4 separate regions of the Homo sapiens genome follow, and regions 2, 3 and 4 are each linked to region 1. A link is a loop called in an ENCODE intact Hi-C map of the cell type or tissue named here. Cell type or tissue: IMR-90. All regions are shown on one strand.

Region 1 (8,000 bases):
CACTTTTATCCACTTATACCCCTGGAGTGGCATGTGCTTACCGTGTGGATAGATGATGACAAGCATAATCTGACTGGCTTCTCTGGTCTGTAGTGTAGCAGGATGTGGGTCAACAGTCTTCCCTGTTGGAAACAGTGCTCAGGGTAGATTGGGGCTTCAGGGGATTTTTCTAATGGATTTAATACACCCATGGCAGCTACAAGTTGACCAAGATTCCCACCTTTATAGTGTTCCCCCAAACCCTTTTTCATCAGATCCTCCATTGCCTTCAGATGCTTTCAGAGTGTTTTTTTGGATTTGCCTGGTCATCTGTTAGAATCTTGTCTCCCAAAGCCATACAACAGAAGCTTCATAATCTTTGCTGACTTCTGTTCATCCACTTATGGTAGACAGAATGGACTGGGGAAAATAAGGATGTAAAAAAATGAATTTATTTGATTGGATATAACTGACGCTGCAAGAACGTTTAATGAGTTGGCTGAAATATGAGTTTGAGACTTTGGTGGATTTTATTTAAGCTGTCCCAATGAGTGTCACAGGACTAGAATATCTGCCTTGATATGATATACCTCCCGAACAAGAGTTGTTTGAACTATAAGAACATATACAGATATATCTCCCCAACCTCTTAAAAAAAAAAATCAAAGAAAGAACACGTCTAAGATTATCTGCTTCACGATGCCCATTGTTAACTAGAGAAGCATCAAGTTGCACATGATGTGTTGCTTTACTTTGGACAGGTACTGTTATGGATACCAAGGTCGATGAATTAACAACTGAGATCAAAGAACTGAAAGAAACTCTTGAAGAAAAAACCAAGGAGGCAGATGAATACTTGGATAAGTACTGTTCCTTGCTTATAAGCCATGAAAAGTTAGAGAAAGCTAAAGAGATGTTAGAGACACAAGTGGCCCATCTGTGTTCACAGCAATCTAAACAAGATTCCCGAGGGTCTCCTTTGCTAGGTCCAGTTGTTCCAGGACCATCTCCAATCCCTTCTGTTACTGAAAAGAGGTTATCATCTGGCCAAAATAAAGCTTCAGGCAAGAGGCAAAGATCCAGTGGAATATGGGAGAATGGTAGAGGACCAACACCTGCTACCCCAGAGAGCTTTTCTAAAAAAAGCAAGAAAGCAGTCATGAGTGGTATTCACCCTGCAGAAGACACGGAAGGTACTGAGTTTGAGCCAGAGGGACTTCCAGAAGTTGTAAAGAAAGGTATGCCTAATTTAAAGACAAAATTATTTGTGTTCTTTTGAAATTCCATATAATGGTTCACATATAAAAAGACAAAAGTATTTGCTTTTTTACATTATTGTGCAATAATCTCATTGACGTTCATAAGCAATAGTCTGCTTTTAAATGGATGAGGCATATGTTTTCCTCTAGGATCTAATTACTTGTGTCACATTAACAAAAGAGCTGGTAGATTGGAAAAATGGCTGTCTAAAATCTGTTTGGAATTTGTTATTTGAATGCTGAAAAAAATTATTAAATTAAGGACTCCCGTCAGCGTTTCCTACCCGTTGGTCATGTCTGACCTAGCTAGCAGGTGAGCTGGAGGGTGCACCCTGTGATGCTGGCCCCCTGACTGGAGCCACTGACTACACTTTGTTTTGTTTTTGTTTTGTTGTTTTAATCTTGGTTTTCCCCCAAGTCTGGCCCAAGGACTGGTGCCATTCTAGGAACTGTTTGTTATTGGTTCCCAACTGAAACAATGTATTGTAATTAAGTAGGAATTTAGAAATTTTCATAGCAACTTGATATTTTTGTAACATCCAAGCACATATCATGTTTTCTATTGATTTGTTCTCATTATATTATACAAAAATATTATTCCACAGCACATTGGAAATTCTTCGAACCCCCTCTGCCCCCAAATATCAAAACTGATGCTTTGCCATTGATGGTTTGAAAAGCATTGTTCTGAGTAACTCTAGCCCAAAAATAGTTATCTATCTCTCACTGGTAATTTTTATATGTAGTTAAAGTGTGAAAAAAACAAAAACAAATGCTGCTTTAGTTAGCCCTGAATGCAGTTCTGGAGTGTGTGTTGATACACTAACTCTTAGTATCCCTGGGATTGACTTTCTTTCCTGGGTCATCCAAAGTCATGTCACTTCCTTCTGTGGAAAGAGACAACGTGAGTGAGTGTGAAATCACCTTTAGAAAGGTCAGTTTCTCTCCTCCCACCTACATGAGAGTGCTGGCCTGAAGTAGCTGTTACCATTTTACATTTCCCCCCTTTCCCTTTCTTTTTTTTTTTATCTTTTATTTTTCCATTATACCCTCCTTTTTTCCCCAACCCAATTTTACAATAAGGCCTGCTGGCATTCTTTAGATCTTAGAAAAATGCAAAATAAAACATCTACATAGAAGATAGAAGCAGAAAAAATTTTTTCTGTGTAGTGTTATTTTCCCCTTCTTCTCCCATTGTTGTTTTCTATGTTTCTAATAAGAGAAAAACCTGTTAAGTTATTTGATTCAATTTGGTGACTCCCAGGGCAACTGTGAAGTGTAATCCATTGACCACAGTGGCTAGGACAAAGTATTTTTTGGAGTTTGCATTATCCTTGTTAAAACCACCTAATGAATATCTTTTCCACTGTAGATAGAATTGGACCTAGCAGTGCTGACAGTTATTTTTTTTGCCCTTAGGGTTTGCTGACATCCCGACAGGAAAGACTAGCCCATATATCCTGCGAAGAACAACCATGGCAACTCGGACCAGCCCCCGCCTGGCTGCACAGAAGTTAGCGCTATCCCCACTGAGTCTCGGCAAAGAAAATCTTGCAGAGTCCTCCAAACCAACAGCTGGTGGCAGCAGATCACAAAAGGTAAACTACTGTCAACATCCGTCTACTGTTTGAGATCCAGAAAATTGCAGTAGTACCTGGGTGAGGATTGGACACTGCACCCCCGATTCAGGAGCGCTTTCAAAAAGTCTGACCTTCTTGGTGTGGTGTAAGTCAGTCAGTAGTGAGCAAGTGACCGGGTGAGCATTACAGTATCAGGGTACATGATCTCATCCTTCAGTCAACAGGCCGCTTATATGTAGTTTGATGGAAAATGGCATTGTTACATCAAAACTCAGTGGATTTCTAAGAAAGTTTCAGGCGTTACTGATGAAGGATTTGAAGAGGTAATTTTCCCTTTCGCCACTGGTATTAGTCATTGTTTGTTTCAAACTTTACTCTCACTTATCTGCCCCCAGCTGCTAATTCTTTATTGTTTTTATTAATCCTTTACTTTCTTAAAAAAAAAAAAAGCACATATTTCAATAGATATCTAAGGAAAGGAACTCTGTTTATAGATCTCTCTATTTTGATTGTTGAGGATACAACAGGATCTTAGTGACTTCTGTGTACCCTACAACATCCCAGAAAATGTTATGTAGAGCATAGAGAATATTTGCTTAACAGATCTTTATTCCTGTTACTATGATCCATACCAGCAGCTGCCATTTAAGTATGCAAAGTATATGCATTTTATTTATCTTTCTCATTTTATTGAACTCTCACAGTAAGTGGTATTATAAAAGAGTGAAGAACGTGAGACTCATAAAGATGTAACCTCCCAGTGTGAACCCCTACTTCCTCTCAACTCCACAGTCTTGATCTTTCTACGATACCAGTGTTTCTCAGACTGGGGACTAGGGGGATATTTTTGGAAGTTGCTGGAATAGCTTCAAAGAGTTTGAACAGTCTGTGATTTTACCTTGATTGCTCACTTGTCAGAGTTTGATCAAGTATGCGAGCTGATAACCTTGAACCAGAAAACAAAGCTTTGAAAGTGTAATAACCCCTATTTGTGTAATGTGATAATTCATAAGTGAGCAAGCACGTTCTTAGGATTTGGGATACCAAATATGAACACATTGGTGGTTACACGTGGGCGATCTAAAGAGTACAATATATTTAGATTTCTTGATCTAAACATCACAACAACAGATTTGCAAATTTCTTTTTGTTGATGTATAAGAGCTATAAGCATTAAGGAATTATACTTAGTAATAAATTTGTTCATCATATACATTATATTAAAATTTTTCTTCAAGTATGAAGAAGAATGCTCTGAGATTTTCTTTCACTAAAGTGGACCCATTTGTTACTCTTATTAGAAATAGTCTACCATTTTGTGCAAATTTTTCTCCCCTCCCCTACCAAATTCTCTCTGTTACTCACATTCGGATTTAACTTTGGCATGCTGCCAACAACAAAATACTGAAGTATATACTGGAGAATATATATTTAATATACTGAATATACTGACTTTCCAATGAACATGAGAACAGCTTCTCTTTTAAGCAACTAGTGCCCCTAAACCGTGGAGCTACCAAGCTTGTCCAAAGCTGTCAACTACAAGATATCCACTGGATACTGAATACAGGAGAAGTCAGGTTTAGGGTCCCGATATGGGCCATACCATTTTCTCAGAAGGGTGACTGGGAGCCACCCTTTCCCAAACCTCAGTAAAAAGTAACATCCATTCCTGTTTGTCTCACACTTCTGGAGATCAAACGAAGTATTTGACTCTCTTAGAAAACCATGACATATAGCTGGTACTCTATGCCTCCACTGTCTTTAGGCAGCTCACTTTATTGTAATCTCTTGTTTAAATATCTGTCTTCTGATTTGCAATCTGAGTTCTGTGAGGTTACTGATTACATCTATAGTTTATGTCTATGCAGTGTCTGACATTCAACAAATATTCACTGAATGAATGGAACTGTGAATGTCCTGAAGTGATTGCATTAATAGATGTTTATAAAGGCATGCTAGGAAATGGTCTTATGAAATCATCACAAGTCATTTTTTTTCTGTTGCGAAGAACTGATGGTAAAAGCAGTTTGCATGCGGCGTTCAGACTTACTATCTAGGAAAAAGAGCTTTGCACGCTAGGGGGCCTGCTCTCCTCACTGCTGTTGAATCTGCTGAGTAGGGAGTAGTAACCATGGTTTCTGCAGATTTTGTTCAGTGCATTAGCTACATGCTGTTCAGTAGGCACCAGCAGTTATGAATTGCTAAGCAATTTTGTGCACTTGCAAATGAGGAGAGGGACCTTTTGAGAGCAGTTATAGGAGAATTCATGATTAGATTCAAACTCTTCAAAACCTAGCCCAGTAATTTTTAATTTAATTCAGCATTTTCTGAGTTGCCCTGTAAAATGCTTGCTGCCTCATCTGTTAAGCGTATTACATCACTTAGTTTTAAAAATCTAGAATGAGGTATTATTTCCCAAAGCAGTTGCTTAGAAACTCAGGGTTGTGAGTTCTCCTTTGAGGTGACTGGCTGGGTTATGAGAGACAGTTTCCTAGGTCATTTAGCAAGACCTTTAGTAACATCTGACAAGTTCAAAGGGGAAAAAACTGGCAAAATGCACATTAGGTAAGGATCATTCTCTATTATGTCACTGGGATGGATTAGCTCAGGAACCCCTCGTTTGTTGGGAACAAGGGAGACAGCGCTTGTAGACCTGATCTCCTGAACCTGGGCTTTGTGATCAGTTCCAGAGGACTGGCCAGTAAGCTGTAGAGCCCATCGTGGATGGTGGTGTTAGTTTTGTGGGGATCTTGCATTTTTTCCTACTTGTGAGGGTCATTTTCACTGAACTACATGCATATTTGCCCTCTCTCTGTTGCTACTGCAGAATCATTTATGAGACAATTAGGGTATGCTTGCACTTTTTTTTTTTCCCTCCCCTGTGTTATTCTAGGAGGATGTACTATCTTAATAGATTAAATACTTGGTGAATTTGACTTTGTCTGGTTATAGACCATTCTGAAGCTAACTAACCAACAGGAGGGTCAAATCCACAGTTTAAATTCTGATCACAACTAAAGTGTCCTCAATTCAGTATCAGAAATTGAGTCTAGAGGGGAGAAGCCAGAAAGAGTGGACGTTAGCCATTTGATTGGGATAAAGAGGCTTATAGGCTCAAACTTTCTGTTTCCTATGGGCTATCTGTCTCTCTCTTTTTAAATGGCAAACCTAAAGATTTGTTTCTTGTACATCTGGTGGGTTCCAGGGAAACCTTGTCTTTGGAATCACTATTTCTCTTTAAAAAAAAAAAAAAGTACCAGCAAAACTTTGTTTTATTTTTTTCCTTCAACTTTCCATGGATGGTAATTTTCCATTAAGTCCTGACCTTCCAAGGCTGCGTCTTTTCAGTGTCCTGGACACACTCTGAGGGAGAAGTGAGCTTTCCTGGGATTTGATCTGTTGGCCAGATTTACTATGTTTCATGTAATGAAAAGTATTTAACTGCCTTTTTCAAATCACATGCTTCCTATGGAAAGAATATAAATGGGAAAATAATTTCCATTCCCTTTTCTTCTTGCATCAGAAGGAGATCCCTGGAAGTCAGTTGCTCAGGGAGTGTCTGTCACGTAGTTACTTCCCAGCAACTGTGCTGGACACAGATCCTTGTGTCCATTATGCAAGAGGCCCTTCTCCTTTCTCTTTGAAAGATCTTCCTACTTGAATCTTCCACTCTTGCCTTTAACTTTGCTTAGGTGAAGCTTTCCTATACTTCATTTTTCTTGCACTTTTTTCTCTTTTTTGACCGTGTATCTTTTTTCACTACTATATAAATTTCAATTTTTTTTTTTTTAAATCTTGCTCTGTCCCCCAGGCTGGAGTGCAGTGGCACTATCACGGCTCACTGCAGCTTCAAACTCCTGGGCTCAAGCGATCCTCTTGCCTCAGCCTCCTGAGTAGCTGGAACTATAGATGTGAGCCACTAAGCCTGACCCAATTTCAAAAAATCTTCACTCACCAGTTACCTTACTCTCTCATCTACTTAAAGTCTCAAATTTTCTGAGATATCTCTTTCCTTTAAAAGGCAGGATGTTTGAGAGGGGATTTATTCTTTCCGGACTTTATTGTTAGATAGCTGCCCTTCTGCTCTAGTCCAAATTCAATATGGAAACAGTCAGCCATAAAGGGAGAATGATTAAAATACCCTGAACTGGTCCTTGGTCATTTTAAAATTTTCCACCCTGTGGAGGTAGTATTACTCATTTGGGTTACACTTGTTTTAAACAACAGGAATGGCTAGTTAGGACAACAGAGGCAGGTTTTTCACTTAGGAATTCACTGGATGTGTACCATGTGGTCAAGCATGTTGTGGGCTCTAGGGATACATAGGTAAATAGGGCATAGTCTTTGCCATCAGAGGTGCCAAGGGACGTCTGATGACTGGTTAGAGGTTGTACCTGGTATCCTCCTAAGTTCTCTGTTAGATGGGGCCTGTTCTCAAGGAAGAGGAAATACTTCAATTATATATAACTCCTAGAGAAGAAGAACTTAATTTAAAACTTAGTGACATAGTGCTTTATTTTTCATGTTGTGGAAATGTGAATGTGATTGAACCTCTAACAGAGATGTTTGTGTTGCAGGTCAAAGTTGCTCAGCGGAGCCCAGTAGATTCAGGCACCATCCTCCGAGAACCCACCACGAAATCCGTCCCAGTCAATAATCTTCCTGAGAGAAGTCCGACTGACAGCCCCAGAGAGGGCCTGAGGGTCAAGCGAGGCCGACTTGTCCCCAGCCCCAAAGCTGGACTGGAGTCCAACGGCAGTGAGAACTGTAAGGTCCAGTGAAGGCACTTTGTGTGTCAGTACCCCTGGGAGGTGCCAGTCATTGAATAGATAAGGCTGTGCCTACAGGACTTCTCTTTAGTCAGGGCATGCTTTATTAGTGAGGAGAAAACAATTCCTTAGAAGTCTTAAATATATTGTACTCTTTAGATCTCCCATGTGTAGGTATTGAAAAAGTTTGGAAGCACTGATCACCTGTTAGCATTGCCATTCCTCTACTGCAATGTAAATAGTATAAAGCTATGTATATAAAGCTTTTTGGTAATATGTTACAATTAAAATGACAAGCACTATATCACAATCTCTGTTTGTATGTGGGTTTTACACTAAAAAAATGCAAAACACATTTTATTCTTCTAATTAACAGCTCCTAGGAAAATGTAGACTTTTGCTTTATGATA
Region 2 (8,000 bases), 420 kb after region 1:
TACTTTCGATGGGGCTTATATATATTGAGTGAATTAGTCCATTATTGCATTGTTATAAAGGACTAGCTGAGACTGGGTAATTTACGAAGAAAAGAGGTTGGATTGATTCACAGTTCTTCAGGCTGTACAGGCAGCATGGTTGGAAAGACCTCAGGAAACTTACAATCATGGCAGGAGGTGAAGGGGAACCAGGCACATCTTATATGACTGGAGCAGGAGGAAGAGAGTGAAGGAATGATTTCACTCAGATGTTTATCAAACACATATTTAGTACCAGATGCTAGTTACTGCAGATATTAAAAGTGCTTACATATTTTTAAGCAACCAGATGTCATGAGAACTCATTATCAGAACAGCAAGGGGAACGTCTGGCCCCATGATCCCTATCACCTCCCACCAGGGCAATCCTCCAACATTGAGGATTACAATTTGACTTGAGATTTGGGCAGGGACACAAATCCAAACCATATCACTGAGTGATGCAGGAATAAAGCTAAATGGGATAAACCATCCTATTTCCTCATTCCTCCAGCTGCAATGACATACAAATTAGTATACTACATTATTTTCCCTCTTACTTCAAACAGCATGAGTAAGTCTACATTTGGAACAAGAGGGCTTTTAACGGGGGCAGACTGTGGGAGGACTGGGTGGTTTCTTGATTCTTTCAAATTATTTGTGAGGCTGAGCATTTGGCTTGTTGGGATGATTCCTGTTAATGTTACAGTCTGAAATTTTATCTTTTTATCTTAACATCTCTGTAAGTTACATCACTTCTCCCCCAACCCCCAAGCACCCTACATGAATGTGGGGCCTAATAATGAAAATAATACAAAGGGGAATGTGGAGGACAACTGCTATGTATGAATTGATAGCAAAAAGCAGGGAAGATGGCAATCCAGCATTTGGGATTCATGATGAGACCTAAGTTCCATGAGTCTGGAAAAACAGAAGCGCTATGCAAGCATATATCAAAACATATTTAATTTATTAAACAGGCATATTCAAACTATTAATCTCCCAGTCTAGTAAGCATTAGCCAGTTTGACAGAGGACTAGTGCTGGGCAAGATGCGGTTAAATTTGCAGAAAACTCGGAGGGGGGAATGAAAAAGAATAATCGAATTGCGAACAAAATGGGAAAAATGAAAATAATATTCAAAAAAATTTGAGGAAATTTCATCTGGAGAACAAAGAGCCTATGAGACAGGGTAGAAAATGATTCAGAATATAGTGAATTCATCTCATTTCTCATGTATGTAGGGTATACCCTGGTTCCAAATACCTGGAGGGAGACCAGGTGAATATAAGAAAATGTCAGCTATTTAGTAGGAATAACGATTTCACTCAGATGTTTATCAAACACGTATTTAGCAGCAGATGCTAGTTACTGCAGATATTATGGTGAACAGAGAGATATGGTTTATGCCCTCACTGAGCATACAATCTAGTTTAAAGAAGCAAAACATCATGTGACAAGTATAAAGATAGATGAAAGACGAGTTGACCTGGGAAGCAAATAGTAAAACACCTGACTGGCCAGGATTCCAGGGAAATTTCTGGGCAGCATGGAGATTTGCAGGGTAACACCTGTGATGGTTAGTTTTATGTGTCAACTTGACTAGGCTACAGTGTTCAGTTATTTAATCAAACACGAATCTAAAATCTAAGTGTTGCTGTGAAGGTGTTTCATAAATGTGTTCAGCATCTACAGTAAGACTTCAAAACGAGATTGCTCTAGGTAATGCTGGTGGGCCTATATCACAAGCAATTGTGAGCCAAAAATTAGATTTCCTGGAAAAGGAGAAATTCTGCCTTAAGACTGAAGCATCGACTCTTGCTTGAGTTTCCAGCCTGCCAGAGCTGCCCTGTAGATTTCAGAGGGACCTTCCAGCCCCCATCATCCTGAGCCAATTCCTTAAAATAAATCTGTTACCCCACACACGTACACGCAAATGTGTGTGTGTGTGTGTGTGTGTGTGTGTGTACATATGTTCCATTTCTCTAGAGAACCTTACTGATAAAATACCTTAGTCATGTAAAGTTGGTGTGTGTGTGGTGTGTGCACTGAGGGAAGGTAACTGCCCAGGAAGACTTAGAATGAAAAAGATTTAGCCAGATCAGGAAGCACATTATAGGTGACCTAGAGACTTTGTAAGGATTGTGAGAGGATCAGATTCACATTTTAGAAAGGACATCTGATTGTATTACTTTTGAGCACATAAGTTGAGAAAAATGTGTTTGAATTCCAGCAGGAAGGATATTAGGAAGATTTTTTTTTAATAGGGGAAAGAGGTGCTGAATGTATTCTGGAATCTAGAAAAAATTGCATTTTTATCATTGACGGTAACAGTTTTGCAAAAGATTTACAAGCTTTTTTTCCCCTACAATTACGTCTATATTTTTCACTAAGAAGTTCTTGTAACTGGGAAAATACTCCAATCTGGCCGAGCAGCAGTTATGGAAGAAAAACTCTAGCAAACAGCAGTTGGGATGGGAGGGTGGAGGTCATCAGGGGATTCCCGCTGAGAAAGTGGGAAGGAAGAGAGTTTAGAAACGGATTGAAGTTCCACTACATCACGTGTGTTGTTAGAGAATTCGCCTATTACGACGACAGCAACGTCTGATCTCCTGGCTTTCTTCCCCTCCTTGGTGGGTTCCGTTCCGTCCCCCTGTCGCTGCGAGTTTGGCTGTCCCTACGCCGGGGTCTTGGAGTTTGGGCGGGGTCTGGTACCTGCCAAATACGGATCCTGATGGGGAGGAGGTCGGGGAGCGCTAAGTTCAGGCTGGAGTCTGAGTTCTCCCACCCTGCTGCTCCCACCCACCGCGCTTAGAAACCTATGTTTCCAGCAAAGGGGTCTTGCTCTGAGAGAACCTAACCGGGTTTTCTTCCATTCCCTTTGCATCTCTAGATGTCTTCGCCCTGGCTCCAGGTGCGTTCCCCATCCTTTTCGGTCCCGGACGTTCTGCAGATTATAGCGCCCAGCTCATGTCCAGCACCGCCGGAGGTGAAGTGGGGCGAGCTGGTGACTCCTTAACCCTTCCCGAAGGTGTAGACTGGAAGAAGCCAGGGTCTTCATTACCTCCCCTACTCCAGGGCTCTCAAGGCGCCAACGGGGACACTTCCCTGTACAGGTCTGGGGGGCCACGAGGGCGAGGAGGACGCCCTAGTGCAGGGGTCCAAGGACTCGCGTCCCAGAGCTTGGTCCCACACCCGGTCCCACACCCCGAACGCTGGTCGGGAAGGAGATAGGATGCAGCGCAGTGTGATGTGGATGCCAGACAGCGAGAGTGAGGATTTTGCGGGGTGGGGATGGGGGTTAGTGGAAGGGGCTGAGAGGGGAGGAGGCAGCAGGTGAGCCAAGGGGTTGTGCCCCCAGGAAGAGGGAAGAGAGGATCTTTAGAAGGGAGCATCTTGCAGGGGCGACGCAGGCAAGGGTAGGGCTAGGAGGAGGTGCGGGGAAGCAAGCCCTGGCGGTGAGACAGGAGGGGGAGGAGGCGAAGAGGAGGGAGTTCCGAAAGGAGGGAAACGAGCCGGCAAGGGGCGACAGGAGCGAGCCGGGAAGGGAGAGCAGCGGAGGGCTGCAGAGCTGCGGGCGCCCGGACCGTGCCACACACCCCCCGCGGGGCACGGAGGGCATTGCGGGGGGAGACACACAAAGACATGCGAAGAGGGGCTGAACGAGGCTCGCGCACAAAGACGCCGGGGCGCACGGCAGCTGGGGCTGCACCCACCGCCCCCGCGCCGCGCCGTGCCGGGGCCGGGCCAGCGAGCAGCCCGGGGCTGAGCGCGTGGCGGCGGCGGCGGCGGCGGCGGCGGCGGGCAGGCGCGGGACCCGGGTCGCCCGCGCTCTCCGGGTGACCCGGGCCCGGCAGCAGGCGCGCGCGGGGGCGGCGGCGCCCAAGCCCAACTTGGCCTCCGCCTCGCCCTCTGCCCAGCCCGCCGGTGTCCCCTCCTTCCCGCGATTTCGTTTCTTCTCACGCTCCCCCCCCCGCCCCCTCCCGCGTCCAGCCCCGCTCTCCCCACCTTGTAAAACAAAGCCGGGGAAAATGCCTGCCCGTGCAGCTCGGAGCGCGCAGCCCGTCTCTGAATAAGAAGTGAGTACAATGGCGTGTTTGTAAAAAAAAGCTTCAAGTCCGTCTTTTTCAAAAAACATTTTGAATGCTGCATGCCTCATGCTTCCCAGCGCCTCGCGGGAGAGACCCGGCTATAGAGCAGGAGGTGAGACCCCCCCTCCGGTACCCCCACCCCTCTGGCCGCACGCTCTCCTGCCCCAGCCTTTTCTGGGAGGACTGCAAATGCCCCCTCTCAGCAAGCGGCCGTTTCCCATCTTCGCTTCGCGTCCAAAGTGTTGGGTCATAATCTGGATTTGGAGGCAAACCCTTGCCAGATCCTCTCCACGCCGCTTCTCCCCCCTCTCCCGCCGGTGCCCGGGGTTTTTGCATCTGCCTGAGGTATGGGTTTGGAACACCTTGGGGGAGTTTCCCATGGAGAAGGAGGGTCAGCCCTTGGGAGTAGCCGGCAGGCAGGACTCATGGTGACCCCGGTCACACTTGTTGCCCATTGCCTGGTGGGACAGGCAGTGGTGCTGAAAAAAGCTTGCTTCCGCTGCTATTCAGTGGTCAGTCGCCGCTGGAGCGAAGACATATCTGGGTGAGAACAGAAGACCGGGATTAACAGAAGACTGTGATGAGCTGGGGGAGGGGAGTGGGTAGTGACGGTGCTGAGTGTGTGTGGAAGGGGCAGCTTCTCTCCCTGATCATACATCAAATGGCGTGGAGGTGGAAACCAAGAGGTTCCCTGTATTAAAGATAAAAGTCTGCTTTTATTTTTTAAAAATATTATTTTGGTATTTCATCAGTTTCTGTCCATTCTGTCTGCCAAATGTACATTACATATATTTCTGCTAATTAAAAAATAAGGCAACAGCTTAAAAGAATTAAACTCCTTCTGGAAATGTATTAGGTTAATGCACACACACACACACACACACACACACACACACACACTCTTAAAAATACCTGCCCCTTTCCCCAAAAAGCATATAATGGCCATGTGGCAATGTCTTAATGGAATTTCAGATTGGGATTTGGTGCCATCAAGGTAAACAGTCTTAGTGCTTTCTGGTTCTGCAGAGTGTAAACCACTGATGTGAAAAATCACAAATAGGAGAGCACAGAGATCTGAGGAGGAGAGACTTGGAAATCTTCATTTAGAGAGATAATTGTGGAACTTCTATGTGATTTTTTTGTTGTTTTTGTTCCAAAGATGGCTAAATTTTAAATTATGACTTTTGTTTTTCACTCAGACTCACTAAGCAGCTAGGAGGTTGTGGGGAGTCTGCAGATTATAGTGATTTTAGCTATTATCAGCACTTCCATTTTAACAGTTTTTTTTAATTATAGCATTAAACACATGCCCAGTGCTAATTTTGAGTGAAGGTGTCTTTATAAATATTTTAAAGGTATCTACTAGCTTGTGGCTTTATTTGGAACAGGTGAATGTATCAGGAGAGAAACATGTGCATTCCTCTGTGTAGTAGGTTGAACCTTAGGAAATTGCTGTAATAAGCTATATGTACATGGAATCTCCACTTGGAGCCATGGGTACAGAAACCTCATCACAGCTCTAATTTCATCTCTTCCAAATCAGATCCATTTGGAGCTTTGCTGACTGAGGATCCTGCCTTCTGCCATCATTTTACAACACTACTTAGGTCTAGTGTTTTAAATATCTTTGTTTGCAAAGCTTCTTTTTGATGGGGAATTACAGATGTATTTTATGAATTAAAACTATGGTAGCCTACAATTAACTCACAGTGTTAGGTAAGAGGGCAGGGTAGGTAGCCATGTGAAAACTGGCATTTTTTATTAGCTTCTCATACTGAAGTAATTTCAGATGCCTGTAGGGTATTTGAGTGCAATTCCATGGAGATTTCTTATATACTTACCTGAAAGTGTGTTTTAGATAAGATTATCATTTTATAATCTATATTATATACACGATAGCAAGTTTACTGAAATCTGTAGCAATTATGGACTTTAAGCTGATTATTCTGTTTGAGTTGATGGTTTTTAAAAGTCTTATTTTTCGGCCATTCTATTAACCTTTTTTAGTTCAATGTTGTCTTTCCACAAAATGTCCTGTAGTAGGTGTTTTATTTTCCTCTTAGCAAGTAGAAGTCTAGTATCTCTTATATTTTTGAAAAAGAAATCCATTAATGATATTTTTGAACAGCTGTGATAAATAATAAATGGATTTATAGTCACCTCCGACTATATGGCAATTTGTTAGGGAACCATATAAATCCACTCTAATGGAGCAATTAGCTTTGAACAGAGCATGTAGACAGTCAAGGTGTGAGCCACGGTTTTCATTTTTTTCTTGATATTGTTCACATTTGAAAAGGAAGTTACTTGTCTTCTCTAGGTTGTGCCTAGGATTGACACAATGATTAGCAGTAACTTTTATTGGTAAAACATGTCCAAGATTGAAAAACAAAATACAGAGAATGTTTCATCATGAGCCCACTTTGGAGGACAGGCAAAAAGACAAGATTCGACCATCGAGTGGTTTATTTACCACCATGTTTTACCAGAAAATGATGAATGATTTATTTTGAGTAACAATGTTTGGATCACAAATTCTTTTATAATGCAATTCATTTATTGTAATAAATTTTAAAATGAAAATAGAGAATGTTCTTTATATTGCTTGCTTGTGATATAAAGTTCTTGAGAACGAGAATAACCATGAGCCGTCTTCCTGAGTATTCAAATATCTAGTTAAGTACCATCAACTCTTAGGAGTTCAGTATCTCTTTGTGGACCGGCACAGTGGACAGATGTAAATTTAGAAATTGATTAAGAAGCCCTCAGGCATTCTTTTCTTTTTTTGAAGTTTCTTGGTTCGACTCCAGTTTTTTTCCTCTCATTTTGAACTCCAATAGCAGCAGAGAGCACAGATCCAGCCCCCTTTCCTTGAACCCATATATGTGGTCCTGAGATCTAGTGACAGCACTCCTGGTTTGGGTTCCAGAGCTTCCACTAGGAGAGCGAGCGGAATTCAATCAACCTTCTCTGACCCCTTAAAGAAGAAGCCCGACCAATTCCCTTCTCATCTCCTCCAACCTAACCCTCATTCTCTGTTGTTGTCAGTGGCGGCACCTGACTTGCTGGATCCTAAATCTGCCGCTCAGAACTCCAAACCGAGGCTCTCGTTTTCCACGAAACCCACAGTGCTTGCTTCCCGGGTGGAGAGTGACACGACCATTAATGTTATGAAATGGAAGACGGTCTCCACGATATTCCTGGTGGTTGTCCTCTATCTGATCATCGGAGCCACCGTGTTCAAAGCATTGGAGCAGCCTCATGAGATTTCACAGAGGACCACCATTGTGATCCAGAAGCAAACATTCATATCCCAACATTCCTGTGTCAATTCGACGGAGCTGGATGAACTCATTCAGGTAATGGCATGGGAGGAGTTGTTACTCTGTTCCCCCAAATGGGAAATAAAGTGATAGGAGGAGACAACTTGTAGCCCAGTGTATTACAGGTGTGCTGGTGGGAGCCCTATCCCACCTCATTTGCCTTAACATATAGCTCTTTTCCCCAGTTTCTTTGTCTCATTTCCACTTCTCCTGCCTATATTCTCACTTCTGCCACTTTTTCTTCTCTTCCTCTTTTAGTTCTCTCTCCCAGTGTTCCTTCACATCCTCTTCTGCTTCTGTTCTTCTGTATTTCTTTCCTGTTGTCTTCCTGCTTTCTTTCCCTTTGCCCTGTCTTAGAAGTGCCAGTGGACATCCATGGGGTTGGGGTTACCACGCTGAAGGTCCTCATGGTTAGGATAATCATTGTCAACTGAGAAACATTGCTGTGGCAAAGGGGAGGAAAACAAAATATACAGAAATGTGCTTTAATCTTGGCAGTGGCCATCATAAGATAGAAAAGATGAATTCATGATGTGACCCTCTTGAGATGGGTACCGCTCAGGTCAAT
Region 3 (8,000 bases), 150 kb after region 1:
TCACATATCGTTCTTTAAATCAAAAGCTAGAAATGCTTAAGCTTGGTGAGGAAGGCCTGTCAAAAGCTGAGATAGGCCAATAGCAAGGCCTCTTGTGCCATACAGTCAGCTATGCTGTGAATGCAAAGGAAGAGTTCTTGAAAAAAATTAAAAGAGCTACTTCAGTGGAGACAAATTATAAGAAAGCAAAACAGTCTTATTGCTGATCTGAAGAAAGTTTTAGTGGTCTGGATAGAAGATCAAACCAGCCACAACATTCCCTTAAGCAAAAGTCCAGTCCAGTCTTGACTCTAACTTTCTTCAATTCTATGAAGCGTGAAAAAGGTGAGAGAGCTGCAGAAGAAAAGTTGGAAGCTAACAGAGTTTTTGTTCTTGAGATTTAAAGAAAGAAGTCACCTCCATAACACAAAAGTGCAACGTGAAGCAACAAGGGCTGATGCACAAGCTGCAGCATTATTTAGAAGATCTAGCTAAGATCATTGATGAAGGTAGCTATATTAAACAACAAATTTTCAATGTAAATAAAACAGCCTTCTATTGGAAGGGGGTCTAGGACTTTCATAGCTAGAGAGGAGAAGTCAATGCCTGGCTTCAAAGCTTAAAAGAACAGGCTGACCCTTGTTAAGGGCTAATGAAGCTGGTGACTTTAAGGTGGAGCCAGTACTTACTAGCCATTCTGAAAATTCCAGGGCCCTTTAGAATTATGGTAAATCTACTCTGCCTATGCTCTGGAAATGGAACAACAAAGCTTGGATGACAGCACATCTTTTTATAGATTTGTTTAGTGAATATTTTAAGCCCACTGTTGAGACCTACTGCTGAGAAAAAAATATTTCTTCTAAAAGATTACTGCTCATTGACAATGCAACTGTTCACCAAAGAGCTCTGCTGGAGATGCACAAGAGGATGAATGTTGCATTCATGCCTACTAACACAACATCCATTCTGCAGCTCATGGATCATGGAAAAATTTTGACTTTCAAGTCTTATTATTTAAGATATTCATTTCGTAAGCTGCCATAGATAATGATTCCTCTGATGGATCTGGGCAGAAGAAATTGAAAACCTTCTGGAAAGGATTCACCATTCCAGATGCCATTAAGAACATTCATAATTCATGGGAGGAGGTCTAAATGTCAACATTAACAGGAGTTTGGAAGAAGTTGATTCCAACCCTCAAGAATGACTTTGAGGAGTTCAAGACTTCAGTGGAGAAAGTAACTACAGATGTGGTGAAAACAGCGAGAGAAATATAATTAAAATGGAGCCTGCAGATGGGACTGAATTGCCACAATCTCATGAGAAAACATGAATGGATGAGGAGTTGCTTATTATGGATGAACAAAGAAAGCAGTTTCTTGAGATGGACTCAACTGCTGGTGAAGATACTGTGAACAATGACAACAAAGTATCTAGAATATTAAGCTGAGTTGATAAAGCAGTGGCTGAGTTTGAGAATATTGACACCAATTTTGAAAGAAATTTTTCTGTGGGTAAAATGCTATAAAACATTGTCACATGCTATAGAGAAATCTTTTGTGACAAGAAAAGTCAATTGACATTGCCAACCTAGTTGTTGTCTTATTTTAAGAAATTGACACAGCCATCCGAAAATTCAGCAGCCACCGCCCAGGTCAACCATCGACATTGAGGTAAAACCCTCCACCAGCAAACAGGTTATGACTTGCCGAAGGCTTAGATGATTTCAGCATTTTTTTTTTTAGCAATAAAGCATATTTAATTAAGATATGTACACTTTTTAGACATAATGCAGTTGCACACCTAATAGACTACACTATAATGTAAACGTAACTTTTTTTTTTTTTTTTTTTGGAGATGGAGTTTCGCTCTTGTTGACCAGGCTGGAGTGCAATCGCATGATCTCAGCTCACTGCAACCTCCGCCTCCTGGGTTCAAGCGATTCTCCTGCTTCAGCCTCCCGAGTAGCTAGGATTGCAGGCATGCACCACCACGCCCAGCTAATTTTGTATTTTTAGTAGAGATGGGGTTTCTCCATGTTGGTCAGGCTGGTCTCAAACTCCCGACCTCAGGTGATCCACCCATCTTGGCCTCCCAAAGTGCTGAGATTATAGGCATGAGCCACCGCGCCTGGCCAATGTAGACATAACTTTCATGTGCACTGGAAAACAAAAAAATTCATGTGACTTACTTTATTGCAATATTTGCTTTATTGCAGTGGTCTGGGATTGAACCTACAATATCTCTGAGGCATGCCTGTACACTGTAACTTTTGGATAAGTGATTTAGCCAAAATGCCTCTATAATTATAGTATTTGTGCAGAAAATTTTAAAAAATAAAAAATTATGGACAAATGTAAGGGGATCATTTGTTCAGCATTTCCATCCTCAGTTCTTTCGCAAAAGAGTTTATGACCATGTATATTTGAAACTCACATTACCTCCCTTACTCCTCTGGATCTCCAATACTACCTGCCGTTAAAAGTCATCCCTTTTCTCTCAATAAATCATTTCAAAGTTGATTCTCACTAGAAGTGAAACTGAACTACTATCTCACTATTGTTTCCACATGCTCATTGAGGAAACAATATTTGAAAAAATTAAACATCTCTTTGAGACCCCAGTATATGTGCAACCTTGTAGTATGTACTATGAGTACATAAAGATGCTATGTTCTGCCCATTTTCTTGGGAATTCACAATCTAAAAGAGATCATGAACTCTGACATAGGCAGACAAGAATACATTTAGGAAATCTGTGATTTAGTAGTGACGGGGCAGATGTGCATATGAGCAGCACTCTCACAGAAATCAAACTTTAAATGAAAAGTAGTGATAGGTGGCAATGAAAGGCGGCGATAACATGAGGTCAATAAAGTGCTATCTTATTTATGCTGCACTTTCTCATATGTTGTCTCATATGATCCTCACAATAAACTCGGTATGAAGGAAGGCAGGTATCATCTTATTTTGTGGGTGAGAAACTCAGACTCAAGGAAACCAACTCACCTCCCCAGAGTTTATAGTAGTTAATTGGAGAACTGGAATTGATTTCTAAATTCAGTCATTTTTACATGGCGGCAACTGGCTGAACACAGATTTTGGAGACTGAAGGTGGGAAAGAATGGAACTGAGAGAAAAGTTTTTGACATGACTTCTATTTTTAAAGAATTCGTGCATGACCTCTAGGTTGGTTGATTTTGGGGGTAGGGAGTAGAGGTGAAACTGAACTACTATCTCACTGGTCTCATGGATTAACCAATAGGTGGCACCAGGTCCTAATGCAAACCTTTTCTCCTTAAAGCTATAGCACAGACTACTGACCTTCCTTGAGCACTTGATAATTAAATTAGACAGATTAAAGTAGGAATCATAACCCTGCTTCCTGCTTCCTGAGATAGTTAGGGTCTGCTTTCTTGCGCACTTCAAATCAGTAAACAAAGAATATAAGGTAGGCATGAGAAAGTGGAAGGCATGAGGACTTGGAACATACTGACTTAGAATCAGCCATTTAGAGCTGAATACTTTTGGCCAAGCAATTTAATCCCTCTGAAGTCCAGCTCCTCACCTCTAAAGTAGTGACCAGTGCCTTCCTTTCACAACAGTTCTTGTTAAGATTAGTTATAATGTATACACCATGACTGGCACATAATAGTTGTTCAGCAAATGGTAGCTATATTTATCTGTATCTGGAAGATAGGTAAGGAAGCCATGTGTATACCTAATGTAACTCTAGATCCTTTTTTTTTTTTTTTTTTTTTTTTTTAAGGAAAGACATTTCCAAGTAGTAGATCTGATGTCTGCTATTGCTGGGGTATTATTCTTGTAACTGAAACATTTAGAAGAAGATTCCTTCATGAAGAGGGGTCAAGGGGGATAGCATTTCATGGTAGAAAGGAAATAGAGATGGTCTTGGATTATGCTATGAGAATTTTGATCCTCTTTCTCAGAAACAAGATTATTTTGTCAAAACTTCCAATAGGCAATGGGTCAATACATACATATTAGGTATATAGTTAATTATTCTGCATTTTTGAGATACAAAATATAGATCCTCTCACTTCAACAATTTATAGTTTAATAGAGGAAAGAGGAATAATACCCTGAAACAACTGAAAATGATAGTAGACTATGACTATGTATATATTTAATTGCTAAATGATATAGTTGTGTAGAATTAAAGTTAGTTTTTGATTTCCTGTTTATCTAATCTAACTGCTCATTTCTGTGATGTTTGAAATGGCTGGTTATCAGAGTAATTTTTGGGGAATCATAGCCAGCTTCTCAATAAATAACCCAACAGACAATAATAAATGAAATCCACAGAGGTCAAAAGTCAAGAGGGTCCCTTGCAATAATTGTCTTTTCATTCAGCAGAGCAGGTCACCCTCAGCAAGTAGAGTCTTGTGAATCTGCGTGTTAGTTCAGTTCTTTCAGGTTGCAAAATAAGAGAGATGTCAGTTCACCCAAGGAGAAAAAGCCTTGATATAAGTTTACAAAGAAAGGAAATAAACAATGGGAAACTTTCTCAGAAGGCTTCATGGAGCCTGGAAGCTTATTCCAGTACAATATGGTTCATGCAGTCCTGTTCTCTCATGCCCCCTCTGTAAGAGGAGTTTTTTGATTCCTTCTCCTGTTGGACAATTGTGGACACTCTGCTTCTTTTGCTCCTACCATCATCAAATAACTTCCTGTGGTTTCCTCATTTTGTCCTTCTTTCAATATCAACATTTCTGCTAACTTGTTGGTTGTACTCATGCCTTCTGTAAGCTTCTGAATGCCTTCTTTTTATCATTTTTCTCTGTCTCTTCTTTCCAACAACCCTCTGTCTGATGACTCTTTTAGTGTCAAATAGAGGATTTGATTGTGTCAAAATATAGCGTTCTCCTGGGTCACTTATCACCAGATAAGCTTCAGGTGAACTACTTTGATCACCTTACATCAGGTTTTCTTTCCTACTTTATTTACTTCCAAGGCGTTAGGGCTGCATAGTTCAGTGCATGGAGATGTAGATGTCAGGAAACTTTCAGAAGTGAGTTACGGCCATGGTAGCCATTTGAGGATCCTCAGGAAGGGTCAGTATATTTACAGCCATATTTCATGGTGTTCCCAAGGGGCTGCATAGACTAAGTACTGTACAAGAAATAAGAACTTAATGTTTTTGCCTGAGGTTCTCTATGTAAGCTGTGGGAACTGTGTCCATGTGTATAGATTTTTATTTCTGCTGTAACAAATGACTATGAACTTGGTGGATTAAAGCACCAAAACTTTGTTATTTTACAGTTCTGCAGGTCAGAATCCTCCCATGAGTATCAATGGATAGAAATCTAATTGTCAGCAGGGCTGAATTCTTTTATGGAGGCTCTAGAGGAGGTTCTGTTTCCAGGATCATTGACAGAGTTCAAGTCCTTGTCATTGGAGGATTGAGGACTTGTTTCCTTGCTGTTTGTCAGCTGAGGGTTATTCCCAGTGTCTAGAGGCTGCCTGTATTCCTTGGCTTGTGGCCTCTTTCTCCATCTTCAAAGGCAGCAACAGTGGGTCAAGTTGCTGTCAAGCTCCAGATCTCTCCTGCTTCTTCTTCGCTCTTCCCATCTCCCTGACTGACCCTTTTGCCTTTTTCTTCGCTCTTAAAGGCCCATGTAATTAGAGCGGGCCTATGAGGATATTCTAGGTTAATCTCCCATTCTTCAAGCAGTAATCACATATGCAAAGTCCCTCTTGTCATGAAAGGTAATGTAAGTCACAGGTTCTGGGGACTGAGATATGGACATCTTTGAGGGAGGAAGTGACATTATTTTGCCTACTACACCATTTTTTGATGTGTGCTTGTCTTGACCATGGCAAATATAAATTCTTCAGAATCTATCTCAATTTTCACATTCTTGCGGAGCATTCCCCAAATATTCTTGGCAATGCAGATCATTTCTTCCATTAACTTCCTATGGCACTTATTGGTTCTGCCACATTTTGTCACATGATCTTGAGTACTCTTTATGATTTTTGCTAATCTAAGTATATATTTTGTCATTCTGTCATTTCCTCCATGAGATTGTGAGTTCCTGAGGCAATTCATGCATCTTTTGTATTCCTCACAGCATTTACCAACTGCTGTATACATCCAAGCTGTTCAATACTATTTTAAATATTATATAAGAGGCAGTCTTTGGGGGAAGTAAGTATAGTGGAGGTTCTGTCCTAGGATGACAATCACTTCATTGATCTACTTATCTCTAAAACAGAGCTGCCAAAGGATTCTTTTAATATACTTTCAAATTCCCCTTTTCTACTCTGGCAGTCAAAATTGATTAGAATTTAAACTATTCCAGCAAGATCTTTCAGACATAGTAAAATCCCTGCCCTTGGATTTTATTGTTCTTTTGTATGAAGAAATCTTAAATAGACAATTCAGGTAAGGTTAGGATTCAGAAACCCTCTTGGACAAAGATCATATATCATAATTTCACTAAATTCAAGTCTTCTGAGTCAAGCTTGATGCCTAGATTTTATTACTCCTCTTCTTTTCTAAAGTTCAAAGAGAATGTCTATAAAGACAAGACCAGAGGTAAAAATATATGTGTTATCAAAGGGTTGGACAGTAGTCTATTAATCTGTTTCTAGGATTGCCCATTGAGAAAGGATCTTGGGACCCGTGCAATCCTGGCGTACCCACTCACTTGTGGATGGAAAGCTGGAGGAGGATGAGCATGGCAAAGCAGGCCTCTCTTCACTTATATTCTGGACGAGGAAGCCAGGGTTCCTCCCAGACGTCGAAGGCAGACAGCCTGTGGTGAGCGAGTGGCCAAGGAGTCTGTCTTGATGTTGAGCAGCTCCCTGGTTAAATGACCCAGTCTCTTTAGTCACTATGTGACTTTGAAACTCAGAGAAGATATTCCTCCTCCCAAAGAAGAATGGAAAACGAGGAGAGAGACTGAATGTTTTATTCCCATGGCTATACTGGAAATGTAACAAAACTCCCCTCTCCTCTGAGAACACATGAGGGTGAGCTTAAACACTAACTCATATCCTTCCCTTCAGAAAGTAAACTTTATTGAGAGCCGCTTATGTAACAGTCACCAAATTGGGCTTTTCTCACATATTTCCTCCTCTTCACAAAAATCTTGTGGGCAGACATCACCAGTACATGCTTTGATCTCTAGAGGTCATTTCCTGTCTACTCCCTCTCATCATCCCTCAGAAGAGGTCCTCTGACATGGCTTAAGGATACAAGGCGGCCATTGGGCTAAGTGTGGGGGTTTCGTTAGTTAAATCATGTCTTCCATGTGCAGTTCCTTTTTCGTGTTTGTAGTTCCTTTTACTTTGTTTTTTGGAAGCTCTTTCACCACAGAATTCTTCTCCTTTAAAACCTGTTTCCAACGTAGCAGGATATTGTAAGAGACAATTTCCAATGTCTTTTTAAAAACTATTTAATTTTAGGTTTACAGAAAAGTTGCGAAAATAGTATCTAGTTTACATGTGCCTTTCACCAAGCTTCTCCTGATGTTAACAACTTATCAAACCAAAGGACAGCGATCAAAACCAATGGTCAAAGCTAATAAAATAAGACATAATAACATGTTGGTTGAACCATCAAAAAAAAAAAAAAGGAATTAACATTGGTACAATTCTATTAACTCAGCTACAGGCCTTGCTCAAATTTCACTCATTTTCTTTTTTCCTTTTCCCCTAACAGCCTTTTTCTGTTCCAAGATTCTATCTAGGACTTCCCTTGAACTTAGTCTTATCTCGTTAGTCTTCCCCTACTGTGATAGTTCCACATTATTCCTGTGTCTCATGATCTTGATACTTTTGATGAGTACCACTTAGTTATTTTTATAGACTATCTCAAAATTTGGGCTTGTCTGGCGTTTTCCCATGATTAGATTGAGGTTGTGCATTTTTTATGGGAATGCTGGTGAGAATACCATAGGTGATGCTGTGTCCTCTTCAGTGCATCATATCAGGGAGTGAGATGTCCTATTATTGGTGATGTTAATTTAGATTACTTGGTTTAGATGTTACCTG
Region 4 (8,000 bases), 300 kb after region 1:
TGCCATAAGAAAATACCACAGACAGAGTGGCTTAAACAACAGAAATTTATTTTCTCACAATTCTGGAGGCTAGAAGTCTAAGATCAAGGTGTCAGTGGGGTGGATTTCTTCTAAGGCCTTTCTTCTTGGTTTGTAGATGGTCATTTTCTCTCTCTCTGTTTCTTCACATGATCTTTCCTCTGGGCTTGTCTATGCCCTAATCTCTCCTTTTTATAAGGACAGTCAGTCATACTGGATCCACTTTAATGACCTCATTTAGCCTAAAATTACCTCTTTAAAGATCCTATCTCCACATATCATCACATTCTGGGGTACTGGGGGTTAGGACTTTAACAAATGAGTTGGAGGTGTTGGGGCATAAATCAGCCCACAACACTCTATGTCTTAGTTCTTTGAGCTTTAAGAGCCTATTTGTGAGTTGTTGAAAACCAGCAAATTTATTGTTTCTCCTTCTTTGTCCTTGTTATAGAAAAAAACTAATTTTCCTTGAGGAAATGATTAATTGGTAAGATTATATATAAAGAAAAGCACACATGTTACTATTTTAAGACAGTATTTTACTGCTCCTACACTTGTGCTTGGCACTTCCTAAAATTAATGACCTTGATTAAATATGCACTGACTGTGTCAGTGTATGGAAGAGGAAACTGACCTGCAGAGTATAGGTCAGGTGCATAAGGTCACTTGGCCATTGGTAGTCATGACAAGAATAGAAGGCAGGAATGTCTGTCTGTAAGACCAAAGCCCTAATTGTAACAGTGACTATCTTCAATTTAAATTGGGCAAAAGTGTTTAAGTGTATTATATGGTATTAATGATTTATATTGCTTATAGTTAATGGAAGAAGAATACCAAAAGAGTAACGTGGTGGCCTGAATTGGCTTAGTAATAATTGCTGACATCCATGGTAGTGTCCTCTTGTTGCCATATGGTACTCAATGAAGAATTAACAAACCTTATATTACTGCTTTTGGTCCTAAGGCTTTTGAGCATAGGGCAAGACAAAAGAGAAAGTCTCTCTTCCACACACTAAATGGGGGCAGAGACCGGGCCATTCTGGTTTCTGAGTTTTATCCCACTTCTTGGAGAGGAGTGTCACTTACTTTGTACTTCAGCATCCCTTGCCCCTTGTTTATACTCCTTACAAAACAATACCAATACATGACAGAGCCAGTGGGCATATAAGTTACCGGTATAGGAAAGAATTTCAATGGATGTAGACTGTTTTCCACATTTAAGGATTGTTTTCCTTTCCAGAAAGGAAAATGGCCAATCTAATAATTTTGATGATGATAATCATAATGACAGTGAAATGGTGGAAATTAATTCCATGTTCTATGGTTTGGGCTTTGCATATAATTGTATTAGTGAGCAAAAAATAAAAAAAGATCTTGACAGACCCATTGAAATGGAATAAATTACAAAATTAATCAAATCTATTTGTCATTATTCCTGGCATATTTTATTTTTAGATTTTATTTATAAAAAGATGAATAATTAACTTTACTTATAACAAAGTAAGCTATTCATGGGAACTCCAAGTCCCATAAATTACTTCACCTTTCTTTAAAAGCAATGCAGAAAATATCTGTTGCCACTTTACTATTATCTTATTAGTAATTAAATTTTAATCAGGAATTTGGAAAGTACACATTAATGCAATGATTTGTATACTTGACCAAAGACTATGCGGAGGAAGGTATAAAATGAAAGTGAAGAAAATTATGAGGGATGAAATGGGAGAGAATGTGGAAATGATTTGAGGCTTGGGATTCTGTACTAGGAGCTCAGTATTTCAAGATTCTTTTTTTTTTTTTTTTTGAGACGGAGTCTCACTCTGTTGCCCAGGTTGGAGTGCAGTGGCACGATCTTGGCTCATTGCAAGCTCTGCCTCCTGGGTTCACGCCATTCTCCTGCCTCAGCCTCCCTAGTAGCTGGAACTACAGGCGCCCGCCACCACTCCCAGCTAATTTTTTGTATTTTTAGTAGAGACGGGGTTTCACTGTGTTAGCCAGGATGGTCTCGATCTCCTGACCTCGTGATCTGCCCGCGTCGGCCTCTCAAAGTGCTGGGATTACAGGTGTGAGCCACTGTGCCCAGCCTCAAGATTCTTAAGAAGAACATGAAGGTTTTGGCTTACTTACCCAACAATGAAAGAGAAGAGAGCTGTGTAAAAACAGTGTTATGAAGGAATAAGATTTGTTCATGGTCCCCAACATAGATGAATTAGCTATGTGTTTAAATTGCAGGTTTTAATTAGTTGTAAAGAATTTCCCAACTTTTCAGTTGCAAAATCCAGGAAAAGGTTAATAAAGATAGATCGTTCATTGGCTCATTTAACCATTTAATTAATTTAACTATTATTTGTTAAGTATGTATTGTGTATGAGGCACTGTGTAAGCACTGGGCATGCTTCTATCGTTAAGATTGAGACTATCATTGGCTTTATTTATCTTATAGGCTTTCAGAAACTTTGTCATCTTCATGAATATTCTAATGAATAGACAGAGGTCCCCAATTAAATTGCTACTTCCGAATTCTGAGGCTTTACCTCATTAAATTCAGCAGGGAGTTTTCCCTGTTCTCTGAGGTTTGCTACTATTCCTGAAGTGTGGAAGAGGAGAAGCATTTTCTCTAATCCCATCAGCAAGTGTGGACAACATTTCTGTTTTCTCTCCCTTAAAGTTTCAGGAAGTTTTAAGAAAAAGTTTACTGGAGGCACATTAGAGGTGAGACAAACATCTTGCTTACAGTGGTGGTTTAGGTAGAGGATCCATTTCTTATGTACTGAGTGCTAGTATGCTGAGGAGGGGCACAGGTCTGAAAAAGGGAAAAACAGAGTAAAATGCATCAAAGCTCAAGGGAGAGGTAAAGGATCAATGAGGTAGAGGTTCTATGCAGAGGTGGATGGGCGGTGTCTGTGGGCGTGTATGTTGAAAACAGATGGTGTTATGGATTAAATGTCTGTGTCCCCCTAAAAATCACATGCTGGAACCTAAGACCCAATGTGATAGTATTAAGAGGAGGGTCTTTAGGAGATGATTAAATCTGAAGATTAGTGCCCTTATAAAAAAGGTCAAGGGAACTAGTTAGGCCCTTTGACCTTCCACCTTGGCCATTTTGAGGACACAGCACCAAAGTGCCCTTCTGAGAGCAGAGAGCAAGCCTTCATCAGACGCAGAATCTACTGGTGTCTTGATCTTGGACTTCCCAGCTTCCAGAACTGTGAGCAATAAAGTTCCATTCCTTATAAATTATTCAGTCTCAGGCATTTTGTGATAGCAGCATGAACAGACTAAGACAGATGGGTATATGTTTTTCATTTGCCTGTGGTGTTTGGCCCTTGGCAAGATAGTGACGCATATTTTGAACATCATGTGGCAAGTTGTGCAACATCCTGTCTCTGCAAGAGCTCAAATGTCTCCTGCTGCACCTTCTTCATACTCAGTTGCAGATTGAGTCGAACTCCCGTCTCCAAACCCAGGCTTCCTGCTTAGGAAGAAGAAGTGAGCTCTTACCCGTGCCTTTTTCATTAAATAGGCTCTTTCCCCTTCCTTGTCTCTTGAGTCCAAACCCTTACTTGTAATGAGAACCTGGACTTAACACTTGTGTAGTATTTCAGTTCACTGGATCCTAGCTTGCTCTTGGGACTCTTTTCTCCTATCCTCTTTGAACCAGTTCCCATAACTGGCCATTATTTCCTCCCAAGAGGTTCCCCGATGTTCACTGCCTCTCAGCTGTGGGTTTTTTGTATGCCGGAACGACCCCCTGACATCCTACTCTGTCTCACTAATATGGAATGCTGCCTACATTTCTGCCCTTGTTTGGTAAAGAGGGATTTGGGGGATAATTCTTGACTCATCAGCGACCTTCTCTCTTTTGTATTCAGCTTGTAATCATGCTAATTCTGGTTCTGTGGCTGTCATAGTCAGTTTAGGCTGCTATTATGAACTACCATAGACTGGGTGGCTTACAACAATAGGCATTTGTTCCTCACTGTTCTGAAGTCTGGGGAGTTCAAGATCAAGATGCCTGCAGATTTGGTGTCTAGTGAGGGCCCTTCCTCATAGCCATCATCTCACTCTAACCTCACATAGAAGGGATGAGGGGTCTCTCTCAGCCTCCTATTCATGAGGGCTCCAGGCCTATGATCTATGCACCTCCTAAAGCCCCCACCTCCTAATACCATTACATTGGGGGTAAGAATTTCAACATACGAATTTTAGGGGGTCACAAACATTCAGAACATGGCAGTGGGGTTGTAGAAATATTAGCTAGAATTAAGGATCACTGTGTATACAAACCATAAAGTTGAAAGTGATTGTATTGATTAGATAATATGTTTGCTAAGATTACCTCTTGAACTGTCTAAGATGATAGAGGAAAATAATCCTAGCTGACAAGCTTGAGAATAAATTGGGAGTAACAACCACCTGTCAAGGGAGGGGGCTCCAGAACACTGAGAAGAAGAGGACAGTTGGGCACAGGGGCACCCGAAGAGCATGTGATGCTCAGCCTAGACACAAACTCTGACTGCTGGACCCACAGGCCAACTGCAGCTCTCAGAGGAATGAGGAAATACTTTGAGAAAACTTCTTAGAATTCTATGAGGAACAAACCTGCCATTTTCTATTTGTCTAGAGTCCAGTAACTCTGCCCTGCTGGAACCTGTCTTGAAACCCTTGGGGGTTCTCTGGCCTTTCACAATTCTAAAGCCATGTTGTGCTCCCCGTAATTAAAGGTAGAAGGAAGAAGCTTTAGCTTTGTTTATTATTTTATTATTATTTTTTATTTTTCCATCAGTTATAGGGGTATTGGGGTACACGTGGTATTTGGTTACATGAGTAAGTTCTTCAGTGGTGATTTGTGGGATTTTGGTGCACTCGTCACCTGAGCAGTATAAACTGCCCCACATTTGTAGTCTTTTATCCCTTGACCCCCTCCTGCCCTTCCCTCCAAGTCTCCAAAGTCCATTGTATCATTCTTATGTCTTTGCGTCCTCATAGCTTAGCTCCCACATATTGGTGAGGACATACGATATTTGATTTTCCATTCCTGAGTTACATCACTTAGAATAATAGTCTCCAGTCTCACCTAGGTCACTGCAAATGCTGTTAATTCATTCCTAAAAGCTTTAGCTTTTTGTTCTTCACTCGCCTAAGTAGCATTGGGGGCCACACTCTCTTTTTTGGAAGAAAGAGAAAGGAATTTTAATTACAGTTTTAAAATGCAACCCCAACTTGCTGCAATATTACCTTAATACTTTAGTTTCCTGTCTGAACACTATCCCATGGCTTTCTTATAATAATTTCTTTACTTCTATTTTGGACTGTGATGTATCAGTCTAGTTATTATATTTTAGTCATTAAGTAATTCAATCTAAAAACAAAAACGTTTGTTAAGCGACTATGCTAATTGCTGAGGGTAAATAGTAAAATACAATTCAATCTCTAGTTTTAAGGAGGAAAACCAACAGATGAATCACTAAGTGGCATAAAGTGATATGGAGGCTGTGACAAAAATATGTATAGGATAAAGTGGAGGCAGAAGGGAGAGGGATCAGGTACCATAGTTGAAATGACTTTTGGGTGAGTTTTGAAAGTCCCATAAGTCAATTTCAATGCCTGTTTTGTACTGGCTCCAACACTGGTGTCAGGCCAGACTTGCTTCCCTTAACAAAGTCCTTTATCTTCTCTTGGATTTATCATTCTCATTCACAAAACAGCAAAGAAACAATCACTCCAAAGTGTTATGTTATCTCCAGATTGAGGCTTTAATTATCAGGTCTTTACAATTTATTATAATCTTAAGCAAATGTCCGAAAATGTCATAGTAGAATGGAAAGCAAATTTCTTTGCTCAGAATTTGTAGAAGATTGAAATCTACAAAGAGGCAGCTTAGACCTGGCTTTGGTGAGTACTTAGGTTTCATCAATTTGAGAATGAGGATGCTTCACTGCTTTTAAAAACAGAAACAAAAAACTTACCTGCTCCTTGCATTTTAAGAAACTGGCATTCAACATGTTTTGGGGAATTGGCAGATGGCTTCATTTTCAACATTTCTGTAGTTGTGCCTCTGGAGATGTAGACAGTCCCTGTGGCTTTACTGAAATAGTTTTTCAAGTATCGAGTACCTGAAATTGGGAAGTGGGCCATATTTTTATACATCTAGTGCATCTGGTCTTACCATTTTTCCTGAGTTTGTCAAAGCTTTTAGAAAGAGAAAACCAAAGTTGTCACAAATAGATGGATGGTTTGCCAGTGACCTCACAATAAAAAGTTTTAGATCAAGAGCAAATTTATCTTGAATATTTTTATCAGTGCCCATCAACAGCTAAGTTTCTCAAAGAGAGACACTGTTGGCTGATTTAAAGGGTGTTTGGTAGATAAATATATTATTTGTATCAAAGTGTTATCATCTCTTTCCACCTTTATGTGAATTATGTGACAAACGTTCTATTATCCTTGTTTAGTGAATGATGGGTTTAAGAGCAAATGAGATCAGGTAGTTTGTACAATCTGAGACAGCTGGCATGGGGGCAGAACCAGGAATGAATACACTAACTCCATGTGGTTTCCATTCTACCAGTCTATGGTTGTGCCAAGAATATTCTAGGCTCCTTGAAAACAATGATTATTTTTAACATTTATGTTTCATTTTGTGCCAAATACCACTCTGGGAGTGGATGGTTTGATTTCCTCAATTTATGACACTACTTTCTAGGGATTTGTAGGTTACTATACCAAAAAAAGTCAAAATATGAAACTATAAAAGCCCACTGTCTAACATCTTGTGTTCTTTGAATAAAGTACTGTCAAGAACTGTGAAGGGCCCGAGATTTCATCCTACTTGTAAGCTATCAAGTTAGTCTATCACAGCTTCCTGGAGGCTGGTAGAAGACACAGATTCCTTAGAACAGTAGCAGTAGCCAAAGCATCAGCATTTCTCATGCTATTTCCCTGAGCCTCAGTTCCTACAGAGTGCTGCCAAGAGGGCCAGATAACAACTGCACATGTAATGGATTGCACTGTAGAAGGGGAACCCTGAGCCCAAGATTACCCAAATCTTTTATAGTGGGCAGTAAGCATGCTTGCTTTTTGCTCCAGAGGGAGACACTATCTCTATCTTCCAAAGTTGTTTAATTACAAACATCCTTGAAATGATAGTCCAGAACAAAGGGCAGTTAGGCAGCTTGCAAGATGTGTACTTGCAACTCGAAGACAATTCATGGAGGATTGTCTCAGAATATATTCTCAATTCCTTACATATTTGTATAATCAAGCTTCTCCTTACCTCTGCAGCCTCCTTTAGAGATCCTTCTAGCAGCACTTGCTGTGCTCTGGGCACTCCAGTCCTTTCTTAGCTCTTGAGTTGTGCCATGCTCCATTCCTTCAGAGGTCTGCCACAGGGTTTCCTCTGTCCAGAAGTAATCAACCTCCACCCTCGGCTCCTTATTCTTCAGGTCCCAGCTTCAACCTAAGTTCCTTAGGAAAATTTCTGACTTCCCACCAGCTCCTCGGTGCCTTGAATGATTTGAACTATTACCTTATGTGTAAGCTAACAAGTTACTCTACCAGTTCATAGATGCTGGCAGAAGACATGAGCCTCCTGGGTCAGATATAACTTTATTACTCACTGTATAGCAGGCAGCTGAGCTGCATGTTCTCGTCAGTTTCCCTTGTCCCTGAAGTCTCATTAGGGTGATGCAGAGCAGCCCAGGTCAATGCTGCACACAAGTGGGTTTGTACCAAAGCTGAGGAAACTTGAGCTTAAGAAACCCTGATATTCTGGAGGGGAATGCCAGCAAATCTGTCCAGTCTTTTCCCTGGAAGGAGACATTGTCTTTACTGTACTAGTCAGGAAATAAATCTTCCCTCTGCTTCAGAAAGAGGCATTATCGTTATTGTCCAAGGCTATTTATTATACAAACATCCTTAAAAAGAAAGTTTTGAACAAAAAGTGAGACAAGATGTGCATAAATGTAAAAGACCCACACACAA

The links. Hi-C counts contacts between places; a loop is a spot of excess contacts. Peaks named below come from ENCODE experiments on the same cell type or tissue, not always from the same donor. Only the 100,000 strongest peaks of a DNase experiment are listed, where the experiment ranks them.
Region 2: a loop joins it to region 1, with 4 times the contacts of the local background. A loop is called at or near these places in 8 of 110 quality-filtered maps.
Region 3: a loop joins it to region 1, with 2.4 times the contacts of the local background. A loop is called at or near these places in 5 of 110 quality-filtered maps.
Region 4: it touches region 1 in a loop (5-fold over the local background); 2 of 110 quality-filtered maps call a loop at or near these places.

Annotation. Positions count from the first base shown.
Region 1 is chr1:214,656,193-214,664,192 of GRCh38, forward strand. CENPF (centromere protein F) reads left to right here. Exons shown (of 20, transcript NM_016343.4): 18 at 741-1,217; 19 at 2,658-2,836; 20 at 7,399-8,000. The coding sequence ends at 7,602. Among named protein-coding and RNA genes, the nearest start is that of CENPF, 57 kb to the left of the region's middle. In IMR-90, CTCF peaks have their summits at 2,816 (motif pointing right) and 4,901; a DNase peak (open chromatin) is centred at 4,879; H3K27ac peaks cover 403 bases.
Region 2 is chr1:215,079,211-215,087,210 of GRCh38, forward strand. It overlaps KCNK2 (potassium two pore domain channel subfamily K member 2), which reads left to right and starts at 3,527. Exons shown (of 7, transcript NM_001017425.3): 1 at 3,527-4,221; 2 at 7,158-7,468. The coding sequence starts at 4,176. LOC124904511 (a long non-coding RNA gene) reads right to left here and starts at 3,114. Exons shown (of 2, transcript XR_007066878.1): 1 at 2,880-3,114; 2 at 972-2,749. RefSeq lists an enhancer at 3,885-4,407. In IMR-90, no CTCF peak of the experiment used is centred here; a DNase peak (open chromatin) is centred at 4,591; H3K4me3 peaks cover 2,055 bases; H3K27ac peaks cover 797 bases; H3K27me3 peaks cover 386 bases.
Region 3 is chr1:214,805,806-214,813,805 of GRCh38, forward strand. No RefSeq gene overlaps it. Among named protein-coding and RNA genes, the nearest start is that of CENPF, 210 kb to the left of the region's middle. In IMR-90, a CTCF peak has its summit at 3,251 (motif pointing right); a DNase peak (open chromatin) is centred at 3,276.
Region 4 is chr1:214,954,142-214,962,141 of GRCh38, forward strand. The region is part of intron 1 of LOC124904510 (a long non-coding RNA gene); the gene reads left to right. Among named protein-coding and RNA genes, the nearest start is that of KCNK2, 120 kb to the right of the region's middle. In IMR-90, no CTCF peak of the experiment used is centred here; DNase peaks (open chromatin) are centred at 3,370 and 3,810; H3K4me3 peaks cover 371 bases; H3K27ac peaks cover 2,381 bases.